Regions from separate parts of the Homo sapiens genome. Here regions 2 and 3 are each linked to region 1. The links are chromatin contacts, found by Hi-C or POLR2A ChIA-PET in ENCODE. All regions are on one chromosome and are shown on one strand. The core of a region is the stretch at or near the end of the contact, and the rest is flanking DNA. Distances in the headings are between cores, read along the strand shown.

Region 1 (2,761 bases), core at 176-2,675:
GCAACTGCAAGAGCAAGTGCCGCTGGCCTAGGGATCGGGCCACATTCTCGCAAACCAAATGCACTGCCAATTCAGCATTCAATCACGGTGGCTGTCTTCCTAACCGGCCCTTTGCTCATAAGAAACAAAACTTTTACTGGTTTGCTGCTTCTTTAAAATTGCCCAAAACACAAAATGGCTGCCAGGAGTCCTGGATTCTAGTCCTTGAATTCCTACAACTTGTTGAGTGACCCTGGGCAGTCATTTTGAGTTCCTGGGCCTCTAATCCATTATCTGTAAAATAAGGGACACAATTCAAGGATCACTAAGGACAATTCATCCAGCTCAAATGCTGAGTGATCCTGTGTCATTAATCGAGGCTGTCTGTAATCTCTGCTCGGGCACCTTTTAAAACGTTCGTTCTTGCACTAAAAAATCATCCGATAGCCTGAAACATACCAGGTTTCTTATTCTGCCTTTCCATTATGGATCCCGGAGGATTCTTTAGTTTTAGTTTTGAGTTTTGCTTAAATTCTAACTTAGTCTCAGCTAAAAATTCCCCCTTTCTTCCTTGTAAACTAAAAATTCCCCCTCTTTCTTCCTTGTAAACTCTGGAGCTTTGAAGCAGCAGCCTTGGCTTCCTGCCAAGAATCAAAACCAACAGCTTTGTTCTTTTGCTCTACCTCCTATAAACAGGCTCTGATAGGAAAATGCCGTTGGCTATTTGTTTGGTCTTTCGCTGAGAGCGTATTTAACACACAATGCGGATACCTCTGTACAGGGCCAATGAGAACAAACTGCAGGCGACCGAGCACGGAAAGTATGTTGCTGGGGCACAACATTCCAACCACCGCTCTCACAGCAGTACAAGTATCTCATTCTTCACCTTTTAAAATATTTGCCTCTTGTTTATATAGTGCCTGCATGTTTGCAGAGCACATTCACTGGACACTTTTTCATGGGCTCAGAGGGGGTTTGCATTGCAATGAATCTGAGAGGTCATTCTAGTCCAACACACCGCACAAAGCAGGGGCTGTCTCAGAATATTCCTGAGATGTGCTCACCTGCTTAAAATCATTCAGAGGGAAGATGCTCACTTTAAGGCGCAACCCACTTCAGTATCGATCACCCTCATTTTGAGGAAGGTATTCCAGAGAAGGAGTCAAATCGCACTCCCTGTAACTTCTGCGCATCAATCTAACCCAAGCTCTCTGTAGCTCCGGACTAAAGTCAGTTGTTTGTGAGCAGAAAACGGCAGCAGTCGGCTCCAGGTCATCACTGAGAGCCTGCTGTTATTGCAGCCTGCTCGAATCTGATCCCAAGTATCCCACCAGCTGCTCTTTGACTTTGAAGCTTACACCAATCTATGCACAGAAATCTATGCACCACAGCTACAGCACAACCAAGATACTGCCAGGGAAGACGCTAGTGGGGCACAGGTCGCTGAATGTCGTAGCTGAATACAGTAGCTAAGGTGTCTCCATGAAAAGTATTATCGCCAGTTGAGTAAATAAATGACTCATGGCCTCTCACTTTTATCCCAACTGGAAAAGCATAAGAGCTTTTTTTATACCAAGATCAAACAAAGCCATGATTTCTGTTTCACTCTGCATTGGGCTAATTGATGTTTTGACAGTTCAATTCTGATAACAGCAGCGCACACTCTAATTCTCTCTGGGAAGTGAAGGAAACACTGCCCTGTATTTTCCTGACTTCAGGCTTATACTCTGGTAATCTTCCAAAAACTTCCCATGGCTGCCCATCTTACTTCCAACAATCCCTGAACTCACCGCAGCCCCTTAGGCTGTCCCGCCTCCCACGTGCCTGGCTCCTAACCACTTCTTTCTGGCTCTTGGCTTCAATTTCTTGGGGCCCTGCATGGTGGCCTCTGTCCTTCCCAGGAGGCCATATCCCCAGACAACTGCTAGACTCACTCCATCCTGTCCCACAAGTCTCTGCTCAAAGGTCACCTTAGTGGAAGTCCCTTCCCTGAACTCCTGATGTAGAATGGCTATTCCCCTTCCCAACTTTATCTCTTCTTTCCCTGCAAAACCCATCGTCACCTCCTAACATGTGTAAGTATAATCTCATTGAGAACCAAAATTCTGTTTTGCTTACTGCTGTGTCCCCAACGTTGACTTGCAGGCTGTTGGCTTTGAAAAAATATGTGTATTTGTTGAATAAAAGAAAATAGCTAATCATGAGAATGGTATTGTTTCTGCCCCTTCCCAGTCCTCAATTTGGGAAAAAGCAAGTGAGGCTTGTGGCAAAACCCTGAGCGACAAGAATCTTCTGTCTTCTCCCTCCTTAATTCTTGGCTGGGCCAGTCCTAGGGAAAAAAATTCTCAACCTTCTGTCCTATGGATGATCTGAAAAAGTCTCTGTATGCACTGAAGAAGGGAGCTCACAGTCTGTAGACGACAAACACCAGCACCTAGCAGGGTGTAGTACACGACTGGGCTCCTCATAAATTAGAAATGATTTATGATGTCCTTCTGGGCATGGAGAGGTAGCTGTGGAGCTGCACTCAGGAAAAGAGGCTGGAGCATATGCCGCTGGCTTTTTTCTGCGGATACTTGGCTGGGATTTCATATTACTCTGGAAATATCTGTGAGAGTAAATCTTGTAGTCAACAAGTCACTTGTGTTTTTCTTTGGCGAGGAAAGAGAGTCCTAATTCTCAATTCTAACACCATTTAATGACTGGACAAAATAGAAGAGCAAATAGAAGACTATTAAATAAGCGTGCCATGCTATCTTCTCAGTTCTGAGTACTGAATGGC
Region 2 (2,916 bases), core at 253-2,752, 150 kb after region 1:
TTAGTCTTATCTTGTAGGGCTCAAATCAAGGTGTTCTGAAGGGCTGCATTCCTCTGGAGGCTCTGGCTTGGTCTCTTCCACCTCCTAGGCTCAGTTGCATTCTTTGGTTACAGCCTCATTGCTCCAAAATTTGTCTTCATTGTCACATTGCCTTCTCCTCTTTTAACCTTCTTGTCCCTCTTATAAGGAATCCTGTGATTACACTGAGCCCAGCCAAATAATGTAGGATCATTTCGCCCAGGATCATTAAGTCAACATCCTTAACGTCTTCACATCTGCAAAGTCCCTTTTGCCATGTAAAGTAACATATTCACAGGTTTAAGGGGTTAAGATATGGTTCTTTTTTGGGGGCGCGGGGGGCATTCTTCGACCTACTATATCATCACTGTCTTAACAAACTACATGCATCAAGTCACCTTAACTAAAGTTGCCTCTCCCCAGGAACAGGCTCAGAAACAGCCAAAGCCCCCACCGCTACTTCCGTAGGTGCACCTGAAGTCTTGCGTGCTGAGTAACAGGTAGAAAATATGGCAGGTGGTAGGAGGAGCATCAGGAAGGGCACCAGCAATGGGCTTTGAGCAGGTAATGAAAGAGAATTTCTCAGGATAAAATGGTAGCGAAATTATAAAAAAGAATGTCAATATAATGGACCTGGAGGATTTCCAATAATCTAGCTCTATATGGCATTCCAAAGCCTGGGTCCAGCATGTTCAGTGGCTTAAAGGAAGAAGTGTTTAGGTCAATGCTGAATAAAGACTTTAAAAACCTCTATGCTAGAACACAAATGGAACCATGTATTGTTTGAAGGGGGAATCAGATCTCCTTAATCCTTTTATCACTGGCTCCCATCAGGAAAAACAGACAGCAGAAGAGGAATCCAAGAGTCCAGGACAAATTACAACTGAACTCTGCAAAGATGACATATGTAATACACCTTATTCCAAACATGTTTGCTCACATTTGGCATGTGGGTTGTAGAGAGTAGGGATTTCACTTTATTTTTAGGATGGTCTGTGGGTAGAGGATGATATTCACCTTGAATAAAAGAAATCACATTTAATGAAAATGCATGAGGTCTTTACTACTCACCTGGAAGCCAGTATTATGTTTCCGTACAACTGCTCAAGGCAAAAAAGCAAAACCACTGAGATACCCTAGACCACCTCAATATTCCTTCAAGGGAGGGACAGCAAGCAGCTCACGAATGGTATGTCTTTCATTTCTTGGAGGCTAGGTTGAGCAACTATCTTCCTGGAAGTCATTCCTGTCCCTCCCTACAATGGGTTTTCCCAAGAGAATGTGTTCTTCCACAGTGTGGAGCGTGAGAACACAGAGGGGAAAATACATGCCAAGTGTAGAAAGATCCAGAGTATAGAGCAGAAGAATGTGACCTTGATGTGCATACTGGGAGCAGAAACGCAGGAGGGAAGGAGGCAGGAGGGCTGTGCTGGCAGCAATAGGGCTGTTGCAAGACACAGGCAGAAGGCAGATGGGGCTGCTGGCCAGCAAGTAAGTTCACAGGACTTTCAGCAAGGGCTGCAGAGCCCTAGCAACAGCCCCAGAGTTGGACGCCATGATTCTTTTTATTTTTATTTTTATTTTTTTTGAGATGAGGTCTCACTCTGTCACTCAAGCTGGAATGCTGTGGCACGATCACAGTTCACTGCAACCTCAAACTCCTGGGCTTAAGCGATCCTCCTGCCTTAGCCTCCCAAGTAGCTGGGACTACTGTCACATACCACCACAGCCAGCTAACTTTTTTATTTTTAGTAAAATGGGGTCTCACTATGTTGCCCAGGCTGATCTCAAACTACTAGGCTCATGTGATCCTCCCACCTTGGCATCCCATAATGCTGGGATTACAGGCATGAGCCACAGTGCCCGGCCTGATGGCTGTGATTCTTACACAGAGTTTTGGTGTTTTCAAAAACATTCACTTGTCGAAAACCTATTATATTATCCACTCAAAAACACTGGCTGTTAAGCATTTATTACTGATATTCTGCTAACAATCTGGGGATACAAATATAAGTAAGAGTGTCTCTCTCTTAATGCAGTTCAGGTAAATGTGAGCCTCAATAACAAGATCACCACCAAGAAATAAACCTTCTGAGAAAGGACGACCCGCTTAGTTAGCCGCTCCCAACTTGGAAAACAGAACATACGCTAAAAAGACACCAAATGAAGACCTAGAGGAATAAAGGGACTCACAGATCTGGCTTGCTGGGGACAACAAAAGTATTTTTCATGGCCAGTTTTGCAGGCCTGAGGATCAAGATTCAATTAACATGTGGATAGTGCTATAAAATATCTGTAATTCATTTGAGATAGTTAAATTACTTAATAAGCATAATGATTAGTAAATTATCTAAATTTATAGAATCTCCGCCAACTGAATCATTCTCAAGTGTTCTTTTATTCTTTAAAGTACTATTTTAAGAGTCTCCAGTAGATAGTGCTTATACGAGAAATAGTTTGAACCATAGAAAAACTAAAAAGGAACAAACTTTTCCCTAAGTGACGCTACCTATAACCCACCCAACTCAGTAGACAGGAAGGGAGAAGGAAAAGGTTAAAGGATTAATGTTTAAATAGCACCATCAGCATGTAATGATTCACCAGTGTGTTTATCTTTGGAAAGCTAAATTAAGTAGAACATTCTGGTAACATTCTTTATTTTTATTCTAACAGCACTTTTTTCTCTCTTTAAAAACAACAACAAAACCACCTCTAGTCCTCTTCACGAAAGAGGGCTGGGTACTGGAACTAATGTAGGACTCTGTTCCCTTGAAATTTGGATACAATTTTAAATTTGTCATCTAAAATGTGGCTATTGAAATAAAATACATGGCATGGAACTTCAAGTGAGCATCAGTTTCTCAAGACACACCTTATAGCTTGCTCTGTGAAAGTCTG
Region 3 (2,932 bases), core at 149-2,648, 180 kb after region 1:
CTTGCACATGCACCTCACGCTGGCCATGGCTGCTGTGCAAAGGACTGATCTTCATAAAAAGGTGTGGGGATTAGGGAAGGAGAGCAAGCGGGGAGAGGGAGAGCCCCAGGAGAGTGGGGAGGGGCCTGCCACACCTGGGGTGAGTTGCCAGTCACCTCATCAGGACCAGCTCTGGGAGCTGAACTGAAAAGGCACAAAACTGCCAATCGATAGAAAGCTATTGATAGAACATTTTCATGGCTGTATTTGAAATGCAGTCGATGTCACCCCCCAAAAACAATAATATTTACTTCCATGTCACTGGCAAGTGTGTTACTCCTCATCTCACATTTTAATCTCCAGCACAGTGAGAGAAGCCGAAGTACAAACCCTGCATAAGATGACTGTGAGTACAAAGACATTTGTGATTAGGGCCAGCGGGTGGCTGAATGGAAAAACAAATGGGGCTTCACCTGTGACTCAGACCAACAGCAACCTCGTTTTTTAATATCAGCAAAGCAAATCATTATTTCTAAAAATGTCATGCACACATTTTAAATTCTTAAATGTTATGATGCCACGAATGCTGATCTTTGGTTAAATCTGATTTGAGCCTAACACACTTAAGGGAAACAGAATCTCTTAAGAGCAGAGAATAAGGAGAAAAACAATGAAATTGACCTCAAAGGATTGGACTGGGACTTTTATTATTTAGGTTCCTAGATTTAAACATTTTTTATAGTAATGTTTACTCATTCAAAAACATCTACTGAATCGAATTCTGTGAACTGGTTGTCAAAAATGAAAATCTCCTGGTCTGGTGGAGATTTCTTTAAGACATTCCACCATATAACTTATCACACGCAGCACTTCCCAAATCTTCAGTCATTTGAATAGCATTTCTCAGACTTTTGCCATATCTGCACATCAATTATACTTTTATCTGCTGGATATTTCTCCTTAAGTCACTTCATTTTCTCCAATGTTATTGTAAAAGAAGCATTTATGCAACCACTAAGAATGGGAAAGACACATCACTTGCCATAAGTGGAAAAGAATTATACATGTAAATATTTAAAAAACAGGTATGTCTATCTATATTCCACATAAAAATATCCTACATACCACCAGTGGTATGTAGGCCACAGTTTGGAAAATATGGCAATATAATCTAAATAATATAAATACATCAAAATTTTCAGGATGTACTCCCCACATACAAGAAAGGTTTAAAATCAGAGAACAGACTGAGGCCATTTTAGAGATGGAATGTGTAGTCAGAATAAACACAATTGTGCCACTGTCACAAATAATCCCCAGATATCATTGGCTTGACATCACAAAAATGGATTTCTCAATTACATAAAGTCCATTGTGGGCCACATGATTCTCCAAGGAGACTGTTGCCATGGTGACTCAGAGTTGAGGCCAATGGCGGCTCCACCATCCTGTGGCTATGATTCCTGAACTTGTGGTCTCCTCAGTTGATGAGGTGAAGAAAGAAAGCCTGGAGAATTATGCACGAGCTTCTCACTGTCTCAGCCCACAAGTAACACACCTCTTTCCCTCACAGCCCACACTGGCTGGAACCAATCACATAGCCCTGCCTAACTGCAAGGGAGGCCAGAAAGTGCAACACTTTCTCATGGTCACGGGTGAGCACGAAACATCTCTCCAAATATGGGTTGGGAAGATTAAGAGACTAGTCCAGAAGAAAACAGTCTCCAGGGAGAAATATATCTGGGAATAGGAATCGAGAAAGCAACCAAGAGAGCAGAACTGAGTGGATGAGAGGAACTGTCAGACCACATCTGCAGCTCTGATTAGTCAAATCCGAAATGTGCCTGTTGATCTACTATTCCGTGGAAATACTGGAATCACCAGCTCAATAATAAGAGGAAAGTAAATAATACCATACTTGCGTGGATAATTCCCCTCTGCTCATACCTTCATTCAGGTCAACATAGATCTATCATACTCCTACAGTGTATAAGGGACGTGCTAAGCTTGAAGTACATTCATTCTAAAAATCAAAATACAAAGGCATGGGAAGACTAAGAAAATTTCATAAACCTTCATTAAATTATCAGAAATACCTGGGATTCTCAGCTCCATTTATAAAGAAACCAGAGTTACAGTTCTTCCATTACTGATTGCTTTCTGGATTGAATATTTGAACTCTGCTTTAGTGATTCCTCTTGCTTATATGTGGGAGGAAGACCCCCTACCCTGAGCCAGCAGCTGGAGCACAGCCTGAACACACAGGTTCTCCCTCCTTAAGTGTTGGGCTCTAGATTCAAGGTTTGAGTACCATAGCCTTGATCAGCAGAGAGAACTAACTACCTAGTTTCTACAGCTTTGCTTACTGCCTCTAAAGATAGACATTAACACCTTATTTTTGAATATTAATTTAGAGTTTACAAGGGCCCTATAACCTTAATTCATCTCATCTCTGTAACAGTCCTGTGAAGTAAGAATTATGGTACCCATTTCATGGAGGAGAAAACTCAGGGAACTCAGGGGACAATCCTTTGGTGGTATCTCTAGTTGGTGGCAAAACCAGGTCTGGGATTCTGTTCCCTTAACTCTTGAGTGTCACTACTCAGTGGTTTTGTTTTCCAAGGAAGAAGGCCTGGATATTATGGATTTTTTTAAAAAAATCAAGGTAAAGGAAAATATGTAACAACAGAAAATAAGTGTTTATAATATCATGGTGAATTTAGAAAGGGTAAAATTGCGTATGTGATTATAATTATGTGAAAAGATGCATAGCGACTATACCAAAATTCTCTCCAGGGCATGACAGAGTCGTGGGAATCGCTGGAACGTTTCTAGAGGTAAAGTTTGACGCTCAATGCTTCAATTGCTTCTGTTTTTAAAACCCCTTCTCTTCTCTCCCAAATCTCAGAGCATACTTTAAACCTCGATACATCTAAGGATTACACAGACAGGT

The links. A loop is a pair of places that touch in the nucleus more often than their neighbours do. ChIA-PET counts read pairs that join two places held with the same protein, here RNA polymerase II (POLR2A). Pooled maps may share reads with other maps.
Region 2: a loop to region 1 is called in a map of heart left ventricle, with 3 times the contacts of the local background. The contact joins two enhancer-like sites. A Hi-C loop is called at or near these places in 7 of 168 maps with a recorded cell type or tissue (HepG2, IMR-90, Right ventricle myocardium inferior and 4 more) and 9 of 50 pooled maps. POLR2A ChIA-PET finds 5 or more read pairs at or near these places in 3 of 52 experiments (AG04450, GM12878 and activated CD4-positive, alpha-beta T cell).
Region 3: a loop to region 1 is called in a map of Panc1, with 2.5 times the contacts of the local background. The contact joins the promoter of PHACTR2-AS1 here to the enhancer-like site in region 1. A Hi-C loop is called at or near these places in 8 of 168 maps with a recorded cell type or tissue (Caco-2, HepG2, IMR-90 and 5 more) and 13 of 50 pooled maps. POLR2A ChIA-PET finds 5 or more read pairs at or near these places in 3 of 52 experiments (AG04450, H1 and HepG2).

Annotation. Positions count from the first base shown.
Region 1 is chr6:143,743,738-143,746,498 of GRCh38, reverse strand. All of the region lies in intron 2 of PHACTR2 (phosphatase and actin regulator 2), which reads right to left. Among named protein-coding and RNA genes, the nearest start is that of PHACTR2, 67 kb to the right of the region's middle. RefSeq lists enhancers at 1-458, 1,800-2,469. Within about 2 kb of position 1,425, at least 20 of the 41 ENCODE cell types and tissues checked have a DNase peak (open chromatin) inside an H3K27ac peak, as active enhancers do; they include IMR-90, Panc1, ascending aorta and 1 more, where a contact is called at or near this core.
Region 2 is chr6:143,595,528-143,598,443 of GRCh38, reverse strand. It overlaps a transcript of PHACTR2 not described here. Among named protein-coding and RNA genes, the nearest start is that of PHACTR2-AS1, 28 kb to the right of the region's middle. Within about 2 kb of position 1,502, at least 3 of the 41 ENCODE cell types and tissues checked have a DNase peak (open chromatin) inside an H3K27ac peak, as active enhancers do; they include heart right ventricle, where a contact is called at or near this core.
Region 3 is chr6:143,567,805-143,570,736 of GRCh38, reverse strand. It overlaps PHACTR2-AS1 (PHACTR2 antisense RNA 1), which reads left to right and starts at 1,398. Exons shown (of 3, transcript NR_027113.2): 1 at 1,398-1,877. It also overlaps a transcript of PHACTR2 not described here.